Regions from separate parts of the Mus musculus genome. Here region 1 is linked to region 2. The links are chromatin loops, found by intact Hi-C in ENCODE. Cell type or tissue: heart. All regions are shown on one strand. Links, peaks and the distances in the headings refer to the core of each region. The heading gives the core; the rest is flanking DNA.

The links. A loop is a pair of places that touch in the nucleus more often than their neighbours do. Peaks named below come from ENCODE experiments on the same cell type or tissue, not always from the same donor. Only the 100,000 strongest peaks of a DNase experiment are listed, where the experiment ranks them.
Region 1: a loop joins it to region 2, with 2.9 times the contacts of the local background. A loop is called at or near these places in 4 of 42 quality-filtered maps.

What each region holds. Positions count from the first base shown.
Region 1 is chr14:73,233,693-73,242,020 of GRCm38, reverse strand. The region is part of intron 17 of Rb1 (RB transcriptional corepressor 1); the gene reads left to right. It overlaps Lpar6 (lysophosphatidic acid receptor 6), which reads right to left and starts at 4,130. Exons shown (of 1, transcript NM_175116.4): 1 at 1,663-4,130. The coding sequence starts at 3,420. The coding sequence ends at 2,386. RefSeq lists an enhancer at 5,695-8,065. In heart, for the core only: CTCF peaks have their summits at 3,771 and 5,472 (motif pointing right); DNase peaks (open chromatin) are centred at 3,390, 4,020 and 7,470; H3K4me3 peaks cover 3,389 bases; H3K27ac peaks cover 4,458 bases.
Region 2 is chr14:73,175,841-73,184,168 of GRCm38, reverse strand. It overlaps Rcbtb2 (regulator of chromosome condensation (RCC1) and BTB (POZ) domain containing protein 2), which reads right to left. Exons shown (of 15, transcript NM_001170694.1): 13 at 7,035-7,174; 14 at 5,606-5,736; 15 at 114-1,710. The coding sequence ends at 1,570. Among named protein-coding and RNA genes, the nearest start is that of Gm52109, 14 kb to the right of the region's middle. In heart, for the core only: no CTCF peak of the experiment used is centred there; a DNase peak (open chromatin) is centred at 4,868; H3K27ac peaks cover 700 bases.

The DNA of each region.
Region 1 (8,328 bases), core at 201-8,200, 58 kb before region 2:
TTGTTGTGATACTCTTTTGTCTAGATAGGTAAGATTTACCCAGTATTTTAAATTTCTTTTTCGGTAGTGTTGGTATTAAACCTAGGGTCTTCACATATAGGTAAGCTCTGTACACCGGCTGTATCACCTGCCCTTAATATTTGATCAACATGAGAAAATTACAACTTTTTAATCTATTGTGACACTTTGTTAAGAATCTTACCAAAGTTGCCCAGTGGTGGTGCATACGTTTGATGCTAGCACCCAGGAGGCAGAGGCAGGTAGATCTCTTGAGTTCAAGGGCAGCCTGATCTACAGAGCAAGTTCCAAGGCAGCAACGACTACACAAAGAAACCCTGTCTTGAAAAAACAAAAAATTTAAAGAATTTTACAAAACTTTTGACTCATGTTTGTTGTTCAGACAAGGGCAATAAGATCTTCTCCACTGAGTCTAGTAGTGACGGTTATTTGATGACTGCCTTTCTAGGACTTTAAAGTAAGACACATGCCTTGAGATTCCTCCTTAGGGTTTTCTCATGAACCCTGCACATAGAAAGTTCGGAGAAATGCAGAACTCCATGATCCTTTCCTCTTGATCAGTGGACTGCTCACTGCTTTTCAACTCTACAGTGTATATCTAAGACTGCTACATGCATCTCATTCTTTTGGAGTGACATCAAGTACAGGAACTATAGGGCAACTGAAGTAAACTTCACAGTGTGTGTATGTGTGTGGAACATATACATCTCTTAGGATATGCTTATTTTTCATTAGTTTGCTTTTTGTTACAGGTTTATTTTCATTTAGCTTTACCTATAAAAAAACATGGGTATTGAAAGAAAACATCCATGTATGTGCTATTTATTACAAAGAGACTTATTTAAGATAGAAAATGACTATGCTTTGTCAAAAATCATTGCAGCCCAAACTCAGAAAAAAGTAAATTTATGTATTATAAAATATATGTTCGCCAGGTGTGGTGGCACATGCCTTTAATCCCAGCACTTGGGAGGCAGAGGCAGGTGGATTTCTGAGTTCGAGGCCAGCCTGGTCTACAAAGCGAGCTCCAGGACAGCCAGGGCTATACAGAGAAACCGTGTCTCAAAAAACAAAACAAACAAACAAACAAACAAACATATATATATGTGTGTATATATATATATATGTATATATGTATATATATGTATACATATATATATATACATACATAAACACACATATACATACATATGTGTGTGTGTGTGTGTGTGTGTGTTCATGCTGTATTCAGACTTGAAAGATTAACTTGTTTTACCATACAGGCTAACTGAATTCAAATGTATATCATTTTTCTAAAATTAAAACTTTGCAAAATGCCTTAAATTAGAAGAGGATGTGTTGGAAAATGAAAGTTTTGATGTAGTTGGTATTTTTCTGTCTCAAAGCCATGCCTTTGTCTGTTTTGTATAATGAAAATATAATTGTGCTTAGTAATTTGTCTTTCTAGATTTGTTGCTCTCTATGTAAAGAACTATGTCTTTACTTTATACGTTTAACATTTTTAAAGGTTTTTTTTCCACTTGAAATAACATTTTCAGGCACTCTGTAGTTGATCTAAAGTGAGAGAGGAAAAGAAGTAAAAAAAAAAATCTTAGCTATGTATCACATTCTAAAAACTCAGGCACTTCACTGTCCTGGTGATTTCTAGACCAACATTCTTGAAAATACAAGGTTTTTATTGTACTTTCAAAATAATTTACCTAGCAAGATAACATTTCATTAGTTTCTTTATGCTAAGTTTTTATACTATATATCATTTTGAAATTGGGTGTTGCAGCCAGAATATAAATCAAAATAGTAATTTCAAAATATACTATATAGTTAGATACCTTTTCTTTTTTATGAGTTGCCTAAAAAGATAAAATGTCATGCAGAAAACTGCAGTAGTCTCTTGGAGGAAATGCTCTAAAACTGTGTGACTAGTTCAAACTGGTTTTCTTCACTGTTTACAGTTTAAGGCATGATAAGTACTTTTAATCTAAAATAAAATATAAGTGAAATCTACTTAGTAAACTATTCCGTAAACAACATCTCGGTTCAGTATAAAACCATTTAACAGATTTCTGATTAAATCATTTCATGATATACAAAATTTTAAACGTACAGATATATCACATTATTTAAATCATAATTGCTTTTAGACCTTAACTTTATGGAGTTTTTTTTTTTTAATGAGGAAAAAACACGTTAAAGTGGTTCAAGAAAGTAAAATGGCGTGCATACAAGAATAGAATATATTTTAATGTTTAACACATCAGACACAAACTTCCTTTAAAAATATTTTCTGTTGGAGCCGGAGAGATAGTTCCCAAGAACACAGTTTTCACAGTTGAACACGGAGCAGTCCCAGTGGCTTAGTCAGGCAGCTTATATTGCAGATTCATTATCAAATATCTTATTTTTTAAGGTCTGTAGGTTGTGTTGGATAAAATTCTCAGTGCCCTGAACTTCAGAGAACCTGGAGTCACTTCTTCTAACCGACCAGTTTTTCATTTTTATTGAGTTCTGAATTGTGTCTGAGGTGAAGTAGTAAACAATAGGGTCAAAGCAGCAGTTGGAAACAGCGATGCAGAGAGTGATCGGGTACATGGTCCTCACTGCCGCCACCACAGAGCAGTTAACAAAGGTCTGTGTCCTCATGAGCGAGTACAAAATGAGGTTGATGTTGTAGGGCACAAAACAGAAACAGAAGATGACCAAGTGGACAAAAATCATTTTTAAAACCTTAGTTTTGTTCATTTTGCTTCTACTTAATGTAACAGGTTTATTTAAAGTTCTTAGCACCATACTAGAACAAGTTACGTTCAAAATGAGAGGGATAAAAAAGCCCACTATTTCAATGAAAATCACAATCCTGGAGAGATAAGTTTTCCATGTGGCCGCTGGAAAGTTCTCAAAGCAGGCTTCTGAGGTATTGTTCCCCTGAGAGTGGGTCGACTGAAAGAAAACTGCAGGCGCACTTCCTCCCATCACTGTGAACCACACAGCAATGCAAACGATCTTTGCATTTCGTTTCGTTCTTAAAGTCTTTGACTTAAATGGGTAGACAATTGCCAGAAATCGATCTACACTGATACAGGTTAAGAACAGAATGCTTCCATACATATTGGTGTAAAACAGCATTACTGAAATCTTACAGAGTAGATCTCCAAATGGCCAATTCCGTGTTGCAAAGTAAAAAATCCGAAATGGCAAAGTAAAGACGAAAAGTAAATCTGACATTGCCAGGTTAATCATGTACGTTGTAGTTTCATTTCTCACTTTGAGGGCACAGATGAAAATGTATATCGCAACACAGTTGGATATCAGCCCAAGCACGAAGACCATGCTGAACATGCACCCGTACAGAGTGTACTTAAAGGAGTCGTCATAAGGGCACTGGGAGCCATTGGAGCTTACCATTGTCAGGCAGTGCAGCTTACAGGAGGCCTTTTGTCCGCAGCGCTTGATCGATCGCCTTTGCTATTCAGATGTGGTCACAGCAGCAGCCAGTTTATTTGCAAAGTATTTGTTTCTTTTCCTGTTCTTACAAATACTTTCTTCTCTTAACTCTTCAAAGGAAACATGAAATGTGTTCCGTAAAAGTTTCTAGTAGATTATTCAGGAAAATAGTCTGATTTTCTGGTCGAGAAAATCCATGAGTCTGGAGTTTAGTTAACTGACAGAAAATGCAGTCAAGGAAGCCAACCCATAAAGCTGAAAGTGTAAGGAAAAACTGTTCCAAGTCGGACCAGACCAGTCCGCGTGGAAACTTGTGCTTCAGCCGCCAGGGTCCAAACCAGCTTTACTTCAGTCACAAACACTCGCCGTGCGTCCGTCCGCCCGTCGTCCTCGGGTACTTCTTCCTTCTTTTTATTCTCAAACTTTGTATTTCTACATTGATTCCGGACGGCGATAGGCAGTCGTTTAAGGGATCCCAGATAAATTCCTAAGCATGTTCGCGCTTGCTGAATGGAGAGGCCTTTCGGAGGTTGCCAGCTGTATTGTGAGATGGGCTGTCTCTGAAGTGAGCAAGAAAGCCTTCCCAGATTTGTAATATGACATCACAGGAAGAAGAGGCTGGGTTTGGACAAAGGAAGGCTTCAACCCAGTTGTTTGCAGTTCCTTTAATCTGATAATGTGTCTGCTGGGAATGTACCTAGGAGGCTTGCAAATGGTCACTGGCTGCCCAGCTGAGTTGGGTGTTAACTCTTTTTATGCCAAAATGCTTTCCGGGGATTCTGACAACTTCTCCAAAGTGGTTTGATTTGCTTTAGTTAGTAATAAGTAAGAGAAAGAAAGAAACATAAGGTAGATTCTTTCTCTTCTATTGCTCTTGTAGTTGGGATATTGCCTTCTTTAAAGAAATAAAATGCAGATGGGTGTATATATGTTTATAAATTGAAATGTAGGCGATATGAGTGGCACATTAAAGAACTGTTTGTGCCTGAAGGCAGAACCTTAAGAGTTTATATAAAGCCTTTGACTGAGGCAGGCAGTCCTGCTTCTCTTAGTATCTGGTGTTTTTTAATTGCTCTCCAGCATTTAACTTAATTGGCATGATTGTGAGTAGCTTTAATCCTGGATCTCTTTAGTTTTTGATAAATAATGTTCTAACATTTTTCTTTGAAACTAATTTTCTAGAGCTAGTTCAATTTTAATACACCAAAGACTACATTAAGTATGCCCCCCCCCCGGAGGATTATAACTCAGTAGTGAGAATAGTACTCCAAAACTTTTACTTTTAGTACAGTGTCAGTCTTTTGCCCACAACTTAATATAAGCATAGTGGGAAAGTGTGCTTTGTAAAACGGGCTCCCCCCTTCTGAGTTAATTGAAATAACTTACAGCAGAGAATCTCAGTTCTACTGTTTGTCTAAATGTAGTTTCCATGATTTTATTCTCCTTTCCTCCGTCTCTCCCTTCAGTTTCTTTTACATGTTGGCTGTGTGTTGGGGTATATTCCAGATCTACTTTCATCTCTAAATTTGAAGCTGAAACCCTTCATTTGGGGTCAGTGAAGGCATTTCAGAGCAAGTTTCTCTATAGACACCTTAGTTTACATATTAAGATGTATACTTAAGAGCATGTATCATGTGTTCTATACCTTTTAAATTTGATTACTTTTGATGGTGAATTATAATCTTTTTATTGTTTTGATTAGGAAGTCATCTATGATCAAATAATACAGTCTTATAGGCGGTAAAGATTGAGGGTCTGAACTTCTTTGCTTTGGTTTTGGTGTGGAAAACAGATGCAAATGTGTTCCTATTGGAAGATGGGAACTTTGAGTGCAGTAATGAAAAAAGGGACACTTAATAACATTTTCTTCTCCATGAAGAAACTTTTCTGTTAATAGTTATTTTAGGAAAAATATAAAATTTGAGTGATCCACTTTTAAGTTTCCTTATTGTCATTTTAAAAAACGATTTATTATGTATACAGTGTTTTGCTTGCATGTACACCTACAGTTCAGAAGAGGGCACCAGATCTCACTATAGATGGTTATGAGCACCATGTGGTTGCTGGGAACTGAACTCAGGACCTTAGGAAAAACAGCCAATGTGCTTAACCTCTGAGCTATCTTGCCAGCCCCCTTATTGTCATTTTTACAAATTATAATCGTTTTATGTCCTGGTACTGTCCATGTTTACTTTCATTGTGAAAACATGCATGAATGTGATATACATGCATATATGCAGGCCAGCACTTATACACATAAAAATAAATAGGTCTTTAAAATAAATAAGTAAAATATACTGTCAGCTGATTTTTAGGATGTTGTGATATGTAGATTATACCTTAGTGAAAAAGAGTTGTAGAGGAAAGTCTGTCTAAAAGGGTTACTAATTTGCTGGGCGTGGTAGTACATGCCTTTAATCCTTATACCTAGGTGGGCATGCTGGAAAGATGTCTTAGCATTTTGGAGTACTTCCTGTTCTTTCAAAGGGCCCAGGTTTGATTGTCAGCACCCAATGGCAGCTCAGTCCTGTCTGTAACTCCAGTCCCAGGATATCCAGTACCCACGTCTGACTCTGCAGGCACTGCGTGCACTCAGTGCACAGACATACAAGAAGGCAAAACACTCATACACAGGGGGGAAAAAAACTTACAAAAGGTTTTTACTTTAAGATTTGCAGGTTGGAACAGTGTTGGAGCTCCATGTAGGAGGCCCTGTGCTCAGACTCCAGCATCCCAGCAAGTGATTAAGTGAAACTCTAACACCATTCTAAACAAATCCATTCTAAACATTATTCAGTTTAAATGTAATAAGTGTTAACTAAAATAAAATCTTAAATAATAATTTATTTACACAGTGGTAAAATAAAAACGATATGGTAGTCTGAGACACAAAGGAAGGTTTATGATGGCAGGAATCTGATACATTTTATTTTAGAACTGTGTATGTGTTGCCTTTATGTAATAAGAGTATCCGGGAAAGTCTCCTTTCAGCTCTGAAATGCACTATGGATCTTCACATGTGTATCCATGTGTGTGCTTTCCTGTTGACAAAAATACTTAGTTGCGAAAGGACATTTGTTATTAGCTTTGTTTTAGGAAAAGCATCAAATGTCAAACTACAATTCTAGCTAAGCATATTATCAGTTGGTAGATTAACTATATATGGTTCAGTGCAGAGTAAAGTTTACCATTTTAGTGCACAGGATCTGACTCCAGGGCCCTTGAAATCTCCTTCCTTGGGCCCTGGTTTTATCCTACCTTTCTGGAACTCTGAGACACCATGACTCAGAGCACACAAGAAGCAGATTTGAAGGAGGATTTCAAGCCTTGCTAGCTATTCTCCAAAACTATCTGCTATTCTCCAAAACAAATCCCTGAAACACTTGAAGGGTTTTCTCTATAGAAAAATCTAGAAGGAATCTAGACTGTCTTTTACTAGTGTAGATTCTTTATGCATGAATAAAGCATGTGCTGTAGGCAATAAAAAGAGACTATACATCTTTTTCTAAGGGGGTCGGGGAGTAGGAAAATGCAGTGCAAAGAGCTCCCAGCAGAGAACTCTGCTTGTCCTTTTCAGTCCTTTTCCTTTGCTCCTGTGGGGACTCTGGCTTCTTGGCTGTAAAAGAAAGGAATTAGGCTCTACAAAGTTCCCTTCCTGCTTTTTATTTGCTTCAGATTCCTTGAATTCTTTGAATGTTTAAGGTGTCACGTTTGCTTTCTCACTCTTTGGTATCAGGAAGTCACTTTTATCCTTACTGTTTAAGAATTTTGAAACTAGCCTGGACAAGACATGTGTACCACAGAGGGGAAGAGGGAACAGAGAGGAAGAAATGTGTGTAAGAGACAGAATGAATGGGCCAAGTCAAAGTTCCTTATTACACCCAGTAAATCAGCAGGACTCTATTCTTACAGGGAAAGGCAGACTCATTCCAGCACTCCTAATCCCAGCCAGTTAATTTGGTGAGGCCCTGGTAGAACCACAGGAAGTCTGAAGCAGATGTGGGGGGAGGAGCAGAACCAAGAGATAGCAGTAAGGGCCCTGGCTTTAAGAGAGTTATGACCCCTCTGCACCACCAGCCTCCCCGCCCTACCCCCACACCCCAGACCTTGAGACTATGAGGTCTCTGGGGGGGAGAAACAGTCTGGTGGTTTGTGTCTATAATTTCAGCACCCCACTGGCTAAGGTAGGAAGAGAGTGTTTGAAAGCAGCCTAGGGGGCTATATAATCAGTTCAAGGAACTACACAGGCGATCATTTTGTCTCAGAAAACAAAGGAGATTCTCCAAGCATGTCTTGAAAGCTCTAGAGCCAGAGTTCACAAAAATGAGTCCTTTTGTAGTCCCATTAGTATAATCCAAATACTTTTCACATCTGAATATACAGAAAATTATTTGTTCTTTGAGGAATACTAAATAATATAGTCCCACCCTAAATTCTTATCAGAACAGTACAGGGAATGCTTTGGGACATAAGGGTTTAATTTGATTATGAAATTCTAGTAAATGATAACAGAATGGGTTGCTTTCAAAAGTCTTCCAACTACTTTGGATGAAGTAAGAAATAGTGGAAAGACCAATTAAACTAGATTCCTATTGGCCTGGTTTTTAATCTTTGGTATTGTCTTAGTCAGGGTTTCTATTCCTGCACAAACATCATGACCAAGAAGCAAGTTGGGGAGGAAAGGGTTTATTCGGCTTACACTTCCATGCTGCTGTTCATCATCAAAGGAAGTAAGGACTGGAACTCAAGCAGGTCAGGGAGCAGGAGCTGATGCAGAGGCCATGGAGGGATGTTCTTTACTGGCTTGCTTCACCTGGCTTGCTCAGCCTGCTCTCTTATAGAACCCAAGACTACCAGCCCAGAGATGGT
Region 2 (8,328 bases), core at 115-8,114:
AGACATCTGAATATCTGCTTTTAATAAGTACAGATCATAAAAGGGATTTTTATCCACCTGTGAGACAAAAGTTTGATACTTTGATTTTGTTACTCAACAATTTAAGAAGGCAGTTTGTTCTATCAAGTTCTTTATTATCAAATAATTATACATGAGAATAAGATTTCTATTTTCAAAAAGATTTCCTTAACATAGTATCATATTGTGAGACACTTGGTGGAATCCAGTGCTACATTTTGTTCAGTTTGTTTCTCTTTTGCTACACAATGGCTTGTTTTGGTCTAGAAACTCATTTCTCCATCACAATGCTACCCATGAAATGTGTTCCTTTCTATCTAGTATTTACTAGTGCCTGGTTAAGAAACCAAAGCTAGCTACAAGAAAAACCTATAATCAATCTTATATAGAGAGACCCTCAATATAAAGAAAAGCAAAGGGCTTTATGCAATTACATAAGGCATAGGATTCCAGAAGTAACATTCAAAGTTAATGTTTTATTTTCAACAATGCCATTATGAGAAGTTAATGCAGAAAGTAGAAAATCAAAAGTAGCCCTTGGGCCTTTGACAACGTAGTTGCTAAGGCATTTTATGAATGCTAATATGCTCTAAATTAGCTACTGTTTCTCAGAATTACAAACTAAAAGAATATGAATATCAGTAATTACAGACTTCTAATTTTGTTTATTCCTTTTCCAACCTTCTAGCTGTTCTTGGGGCACCCTTATGATGGACAGTGAATTAACTGAGTGCCTTTTATATATAAGGTACTATGTTAGAGGCTAAAAATGTGGGCATGACAGCATTCCTTGTATAACTATGTATCAGCCAGCTGAATACTGAACCATTTCTCCAGATTAGCAAACTATCAATTCCCCACAGATATCTACCATAGGTGACTCAAAGGAAGAAATGGTAACTATAATGTTTATTTTTTAGATGATACTTCTTCTTTCTCAACTTCAACCTCTTCCAAAACCTCCCAACTTTCCAAAAAAGACAACTAGCCAACAAAAGTGACAACAAAACAAAAAGCACACACACACACACACACACACAAAACAGAGCCAAGAAAGCTGTTAGCGAGTTACTCATAAGCATTGGGCCTACCCTGAAAGAACAGGACACACAGGTATGAAATCAGAGACTGACAGCATGTAAGAGACCTGTACAAGCTCATACCAGACAGATCCCTGGTCAGAGAAAGGAGGTGAACACAGTCCCCACCAACCTACCCACAAAGCTATTTACAGTTGGCACGTGCTGGGAGAGGGAGACTCCCCACAAGAGTGGCACTGGTACACTTTCAGCTTCTATGTGGTATATCATACCCAGTTGGAGCCCTCAGTGCCTGCTACTGTAAATCTCGGGGTAGGCAGATAGAGAGAACTGACTACAGCCTTTTGACAGAAGACAAGAATCTGGCCAGATGTAGTTCTCATCAACACTGTTAGTTACAGAGAAGTTGTTCGTCAATGGCTTTTTTTGGTAATTACTATTTATTCATTTATTTATTTATCTTTGCTGGGGTGAAATGGGAAGGCTTAAGCATTCTTTTCCACATTCAGGATCAGTTCTTAAAGGCTCCAACTCTGCTGGCTTTGCTGATAAAGTTCTTTAGAAGATCGTGGTCCATTTCTGCAAAGCCTGACGTTTGTGTTACTACAGTCAGATGGTTGATGCAGAACCTGAAGCAGAACTCTTCTAAGTCCTAGGAACAATAACAACAGCTTGATGAGTTTATATTCCCAGTGCAGCCCAACAAGGCAAGAGAATTTCTCTCAGAAAAAGGATCAGATGACCAGAAGGAGGGAATGTTAGCGTGATACAGCTACAGCAATTATTAACAATTAGTCCATGTTTCTGAAAGTGTACATAACACAAGAGTCCAATGCAGCCAGGCCAAACGCCTAGCCTTTTCCTCCAAAAGAGGAACCTAAGCTAGGCATCCTCCAGCACCTTTTCCAGTCATTCCTTCCTCCCCTTTCAATGCTTGTTCACAGCACTGCCCTCCCCTGTGTTTTTAAATGCTTCTGCCTGTGAAGAGTTTATAGACAAAAGGACAACATGACAACTGCTAATGCCAGTAAGCCTGGGTCATTAACATCCTTATTTTTCTCTGCAGGACAATGGGTGGGATGGGTGGACTTCATCACATTCACCTTTGATAATCTTAACTAGGAGTAACTAAGCAGTAGACTGTGTGCTTAGTACAGGTGAAGCTCTGGGTTCAGTCTCCAGAGCCAAAGTAATTTTTACAGAATTACATATGTATCAATACAAATACATGTATTTATATAAAATCAGTGCTGAGGAATTGGCTTAAATCCTCGGGCAGAGTAGGCTTTCTAAGGGAGTGTTCTACACCCAGGTATGGTCTGACTCAGCACAAAGGTACCACCACCTGTTCATATTCAAAGTTTAAAATTCTGTCTCTGTTGTTGAAGCTATTTATAAAATATAAAGCTCCCAACAGTTCCCAAGAAATTATACATGTCCATTGCCTATTACAGTCTTTCCTCTAAATACATGTATGTAAACTCTAGCAAATGCTGAAGATGAATGCAGAAAAATAAACAGCCATGCCAACATGTACACGAACCCATAGGAGATTTCCCCTGTGAGAAAGAAAACTAGCTACACAAGGGAAATGTAATCATGCCATCCCATAACAGACTGGCAGGCTGCTGGAGTCTCAGTGGCAGTGGGACATTTCTGCCCCACATGAGCTCTTGAAGACAAAACGGAATAGTCATGTCCCTGCATGACAACAAGAATGTGCTGTCTGGATAAATGCCAAATACCCTGAGAGCCACTCAGTAGCAGACAGCATAAGAAAGTATACATGACAGAGTGGCACCGCTTAGGTTGAGTTCTACAGAATGTTGGAGGGATGCCCACCCACACCAGGACTGATGCTAAGGAGGTGGGGACATGAGCACTTCAGTGTCTTAGAGATCCAGAGTCAGGAGAATTGATAATGACTGGGAAACCAAATGTTCCTAAGAAACTACCACTTAGGTCTATCCTCCTTTGGTTTTTGGACTGGGAATTTCCCATAATTATTTTTAAAATGGAATTCAGAAAGAGTTCATGGGATTAAATAAATTGATATAGAGTAGAACTGACCTCCCAGAGAATTCTGACTGTATAAGACAAGCTCTTTATTATTTTTCTAACACTTTCTCTACTTAAATGCAATTGTTTTACACAGCCACCTTTTAATAAGAGCTCTTAGTTCTGTTCCCTGTTCATCCTTCTGGAACATGACTCATACGTCATCCAATACTTCCTCTTACCCTGACTATGCGAGCGAATGGGCCTCCTGCTTTACTCAGAGAGGCTCCATAAAGCCCTTCCCCTCACTTCTGCCTCTTGCTAGAAACCTGTGGACATTCCTCTTTGGGTATCATAGTGAATGGTCCATGATTAATATAAGGCCTACCTCCTGGCTCTACCATTAGGTCACACTGCCCCACCTATTTGAGGACCTGCACTAGCAACTGTCCCTATCAGCTTGCTTTTCAAGCTGTTGTCCTGTTTACACAAACATGCATTGATTATCTCAGCCGGCCCTTCAATCTGTTTCCCATTAAATCTGTAAGTAAAATTACCAGGAAAAGCTGTTTCTGGCTCCCCCATTGCCAGTTCCTCGCTTCCATTCTCTCAGGCCTTTCCGCAGGGCTCTACTGCAACAATGTAGCTTTCGTACTGGATCACAGCATGCAACCTGACTCACTAGAGCTTCAGCGTATTTAAGGATTTTTCTCAACTCCTGAAACACCTGTCCTGAATTGTGTATTTCTAAATATTTGAAATTTCACTTTTCATTCAACATTAAAAGTGGCTTTCCCATGGTACTTCTGTAGAGTCCTTTGCTAGTGTCCTCTTACAGCTCTCAGGACACTTCTCTCTACACTTCAGACTGGCTCACTGATGTCTTTTCTGCATGCTTCACAGACCCTTGAGACCAGATTCCTAGTGTGTCTCCTAAAATGCTGCTCCTAGTCGCCCTAGCCGACTGACTGGGTGCTCCTTGCCACGCTCCATCACACAGTAAGACTGTTCATCTCTTCAGTTACGCAGCCCAAAATTCTTGACATGAACGTTAATCTAGCCTTCCCCATCCCCATCCCACATCTAAGACATCAAGTATAGTTAGAATCCAAGCACTTTTCAACATTCCTATAGCCAACGACCTGGGTGGGGCTACCCTTACCACCTACTGGTGGACACAGCCACCTCACTGGACATTCCCTACTACCAGCCAGCCTACTCCATGTGGATACAGTTGCATGGTGTTTTGGTTTTGTTTAAATACTGAATGAAAAATGAAACTTCAAGTATTTAAAAATACAAGTTTTAAGAATTTAAAAATATATACAAGTTAGGCCTAGTGGTTCAGGCCTATTTTTCAAGACACTTAAGAGCCCAAGGGCAAGAAAATGGCAAGTTGGAAACCTGTCTGGGCTACAAAGTGTTCAAGGTTAAACCTGGACTAGTGAGATCTGCCTCAAAATAAACAAGACAGCTGGGGATCTAGCTCAGAGGTCAGCTCTTGCCTGGCTAGTACAAAGGTCTAAAATTCAATGTGTAGAACCACAAAACAAAGTTTTTAATAGAAAGTAAAGGAAGGCGGACTGAGCTCTGCCCTGGGGTGCTGGGGGCAGCCAGGCCCATGGACAGAACAGTCATATAGTCTGCTCCCTGCATTGTTTCCTCCGCAGACTTAGAATCCCCTACATAAGCATGTTACTGTTTACCAAAAAGGAAAAGGGCACTCCGTCTTTACCAGTCTCCCTCACTAATCTATTTTTTAAAGTCAGTGGGGAGGGAGGCTATCCTATGCCAAGAGGAAGCTGACTCCAAGCAGCTATGGCCTGTTTCCTACTGATTCAGCTCTAAATTAAGGCTCTTTCCTTTCTTTATCGTGACAATTCACAGCCACTGCAGAAAGTTCAGGAAGAGAGCAAGGAGAAGGAAATACAAACCACGTCTGATCGCCCCGTGCGAGTATGTGCTCTTTAAGGACAGAATCATCTCCTGCTTCTCTCATTCATTATGTTTGCCATTCGTTCTTTGGTTCATTTTTCTCCCAGTCAAACTGCCCATATTTTCTTTTCATTTTTTTCTATGAAGAACTTGCTTTATTGTATGTTATGAAAACATTTTCTCAATGTGTCATTTAACTTACTTGTGAATTTATGTGTGTGTGTGTGCTTGTCCATGGTGCATGTCACAGCACATGTATGGAGCTTGTCCATGGTGCATGTCACAGCACATGTATGGAGCTTGTCCATGGTGCATGTCACAGCACATGTATGGAGCTCGGGGACAATTTGGAGACAGTTCTCTCCTTCCATATGTGGGTCCTGAACTCACACTGTGAGGCTCGGCCTGAGAGTCATTTCATGCTTGATGTAGAAAGATTTTAATCACTGGAAATTAGGTCTCCTGGCCTTTCACAGTGTCTTCTTCTAATGTTCCTGAGACACGTTTGATGCCATTATAGTCACATAAGTTCTCTAAGACTTTATTTCTGTATGTTCCATTTTCATCTAGCTACACGTTACTTTTAGTGGCTCACTGGAAGATGCTTTTCTTACCTGGGCATCATACTTGACAGCAGCAGAGAGCAGAGCAATAGCATTCTCCTCACAGATTCCTTGCTTGATAGTTTGTTGACAGAGCTTTTTCAACCGAGTCTCACTGTAAAATGTAGCCAGATCTAGCAACCCTGATGGAAAGGAGAATGTATTGTGGGTGCGCTCTGAGCGCCTGACCATTGAGGTGCAGTGCTCAGAGGGCTGTGAAGGGCTTCCATCCGTCGGGCAAAATGAGCTCTGCAACTCTGAAGCCGCCTTCACAGCACCCCGGGAAGACAGCTGAGCTGAGCTGACACTGACAACGGATAGGAGTTAACATCAGAATGGCTTGAATAATTTTTCCTAGAAATGAAACAGGTTTGTGTTTCTCTGAATTCCCCTCTCCTGGGTCAGCAGAATCTTTGGAGGCCACGCCCACCAGCACACATGTTGTCACGGAATTAAAAAGAAAGCCGGTTGGGTTGGGAGTGGGCAGTGACACAGTGCACAAGCTCAGCAGGCCAAGCCTGCCTTCAGTTCCAGCACCAGATAACACAAAGGAATCCCCTGTCGTGGGCACATCTGCCTCCTGTCCTCCAACCCATCTTTCTGCCCCGCTTCGCTTCAGCATCACTCCTGGAGAGCAGTCTCTCAGAGAGCAGTCTCATTAGCTGTCGCTCTCACTTGCCACTGTCTGAAGCTGCCCCACGGTTGAGTCTTCCCACACATAAATGGGCTTCACTGTGCCAAATTCAAAGACTGATCTGGAGTCCTCTTATTCAATACTCACCCAGAGTGTACTGTGGGGACATACATGCTCTGACCCCGGGCACTCTGTTACTTGCTAATGTTTCTTTTCTCTTTAATCAGTGGCTCTTCTTTTGTTCTCTTGGCTAGGCTATTTTCCCTGGGCATGACCTGGTCTTCAACCCTCACATTCTTATTCATTGATTTCTCCAAATGAAAAAAAAAATCTATTACCTATATAATAGATTTCAGATTGTGAAATGTTTAACTGAGTTACCTAAAATGCCCACTTTCACAGCCGAGTGTAGCAGACATGGCCTTGATCTACTCTGGGGCAATGACAAAGAGATCTTCTAGGGCTCTGCATTCACAGACAAGATTCGCCATCTGCCCTTCCTTCCATGCTTGCCTGTGATGCTCCAGTGGTGATCGATGTTGACCTCTTACTAGAGCTACCCACTCAACCTTCATATGTAGTAGTGACAAGGGAAGTCTGCGTTCTGGGCCTGAGGGTGTAGCTCAGTGGCAGAGTCTGAGAAAAGGCAAATGCTACATCCAAGGACCAAAAAGAGAAAAGCGCAGGCTCAACATCACCAGAAGAGCTCCTGCAAACATCGCAGTGTCTGTCTCCTGGCCTGGAAAGAAGCCACCTTCCTAATTATTCAACATTTGCCAACTTGGTGGTAAGGTCTCTGATGATTACCTACTGCCTCCTCAGGAGATAGGCTGATGTTATCTGTGTATAGATACTCCAGGAAAGCTCGGAACACAGGATACGAAAACTCGCTCATTTCTACAATATCGTCTTCACTGTCTTCTAATGAAGAACGAAAATGTTCACACCTGAAAGAAGAAAGGAAGATCATAGCCCAGGTTCTAGACTGGAGTCAAGGGACTACCTGAGGACTTTCTCTTGAAGCTGTATACCTTTCCTGTTTGCTAGTCTGTCAAAACTTGGTCCCAGGGTAGCAATAATAGGAGGTGGTAGAACCTTTAAGAGGTAGGGTTAGAGAAGGGAACTTAGTGTGGGGTCTATCACTGGGGCAATGCACTGAAGGGGACTTATGGAGACCAAGCTCCTCTTTGACCCCTGATTTGTGACAGTAGTAGGGTGGTTCCAGTAGGCAGTTCCCACCAAGATATGGTGCTTTTCAGGAGGCCCCAAACAAAACCTCCAAATCAACCCCAAGCCAGGGTAAGCTTTCAAGCTGGAGTTACAGTTCAGCCGCACCAAGTAAGCAAATAACCTTTATGTCAGTTACTTATCTCAGGCATTTTCGTACAGGCACAGAACACTGCCAAAAACCTTGTCATTGCCTTGGCTCCTTGCTTTTCAATTGCCTAATCGGCAAGACTGCAAATGCAGCCTGCTGCTGCTGCTGCTGCTGCTGCTGCAGGTGGCCCAGGCATCTGACTCTACATTGCAGCCTACTGCTGCTGCTGTGGGCGGCCCAGCAGCTGACTTTACAATGCAGCCTGCTGGACTGGGGGAGACGGGGGATCTCTGGCCTCCTTCTCACACTGTCTTTACTGATAAGTATTGTTTTTATAACTGATTAATTATGTCTCTTTACTCCATTCTGTCTGAATTATGTCCCTAAAAGTTCCTAGTAACCGACAATGTGAACTTATGTGAAGACAGGCTCTTTACAAAAATCATCATAAGCCAAGTCACTGTGGTAGACCCCAAGGCAATCAGACAAAGGAGAAGCCTGGGACACAGGCAGACTCGGAGAATGCTACGTGTCATGCCTCAGAAAGAGGAAGATTGCCACAGACCACCACAAGCTCAAGTGTAGGCCTGGTTCTTCTCCCTGCCTCAGAGAAAACACCATACTGCTCATATGATAAAGTGCGTTGTCATGGTGTAGGCTGAGCGTGTTCAGTGTTTGCTCTGTCACAGTAAACTAAACCCCCATTTCCTTCGTGAAAGTAGAGGCTCCGTGGTGAGAGTGAACCAGGTGGCACTATGTGACCTTTCAGAATGGGAACTTGAG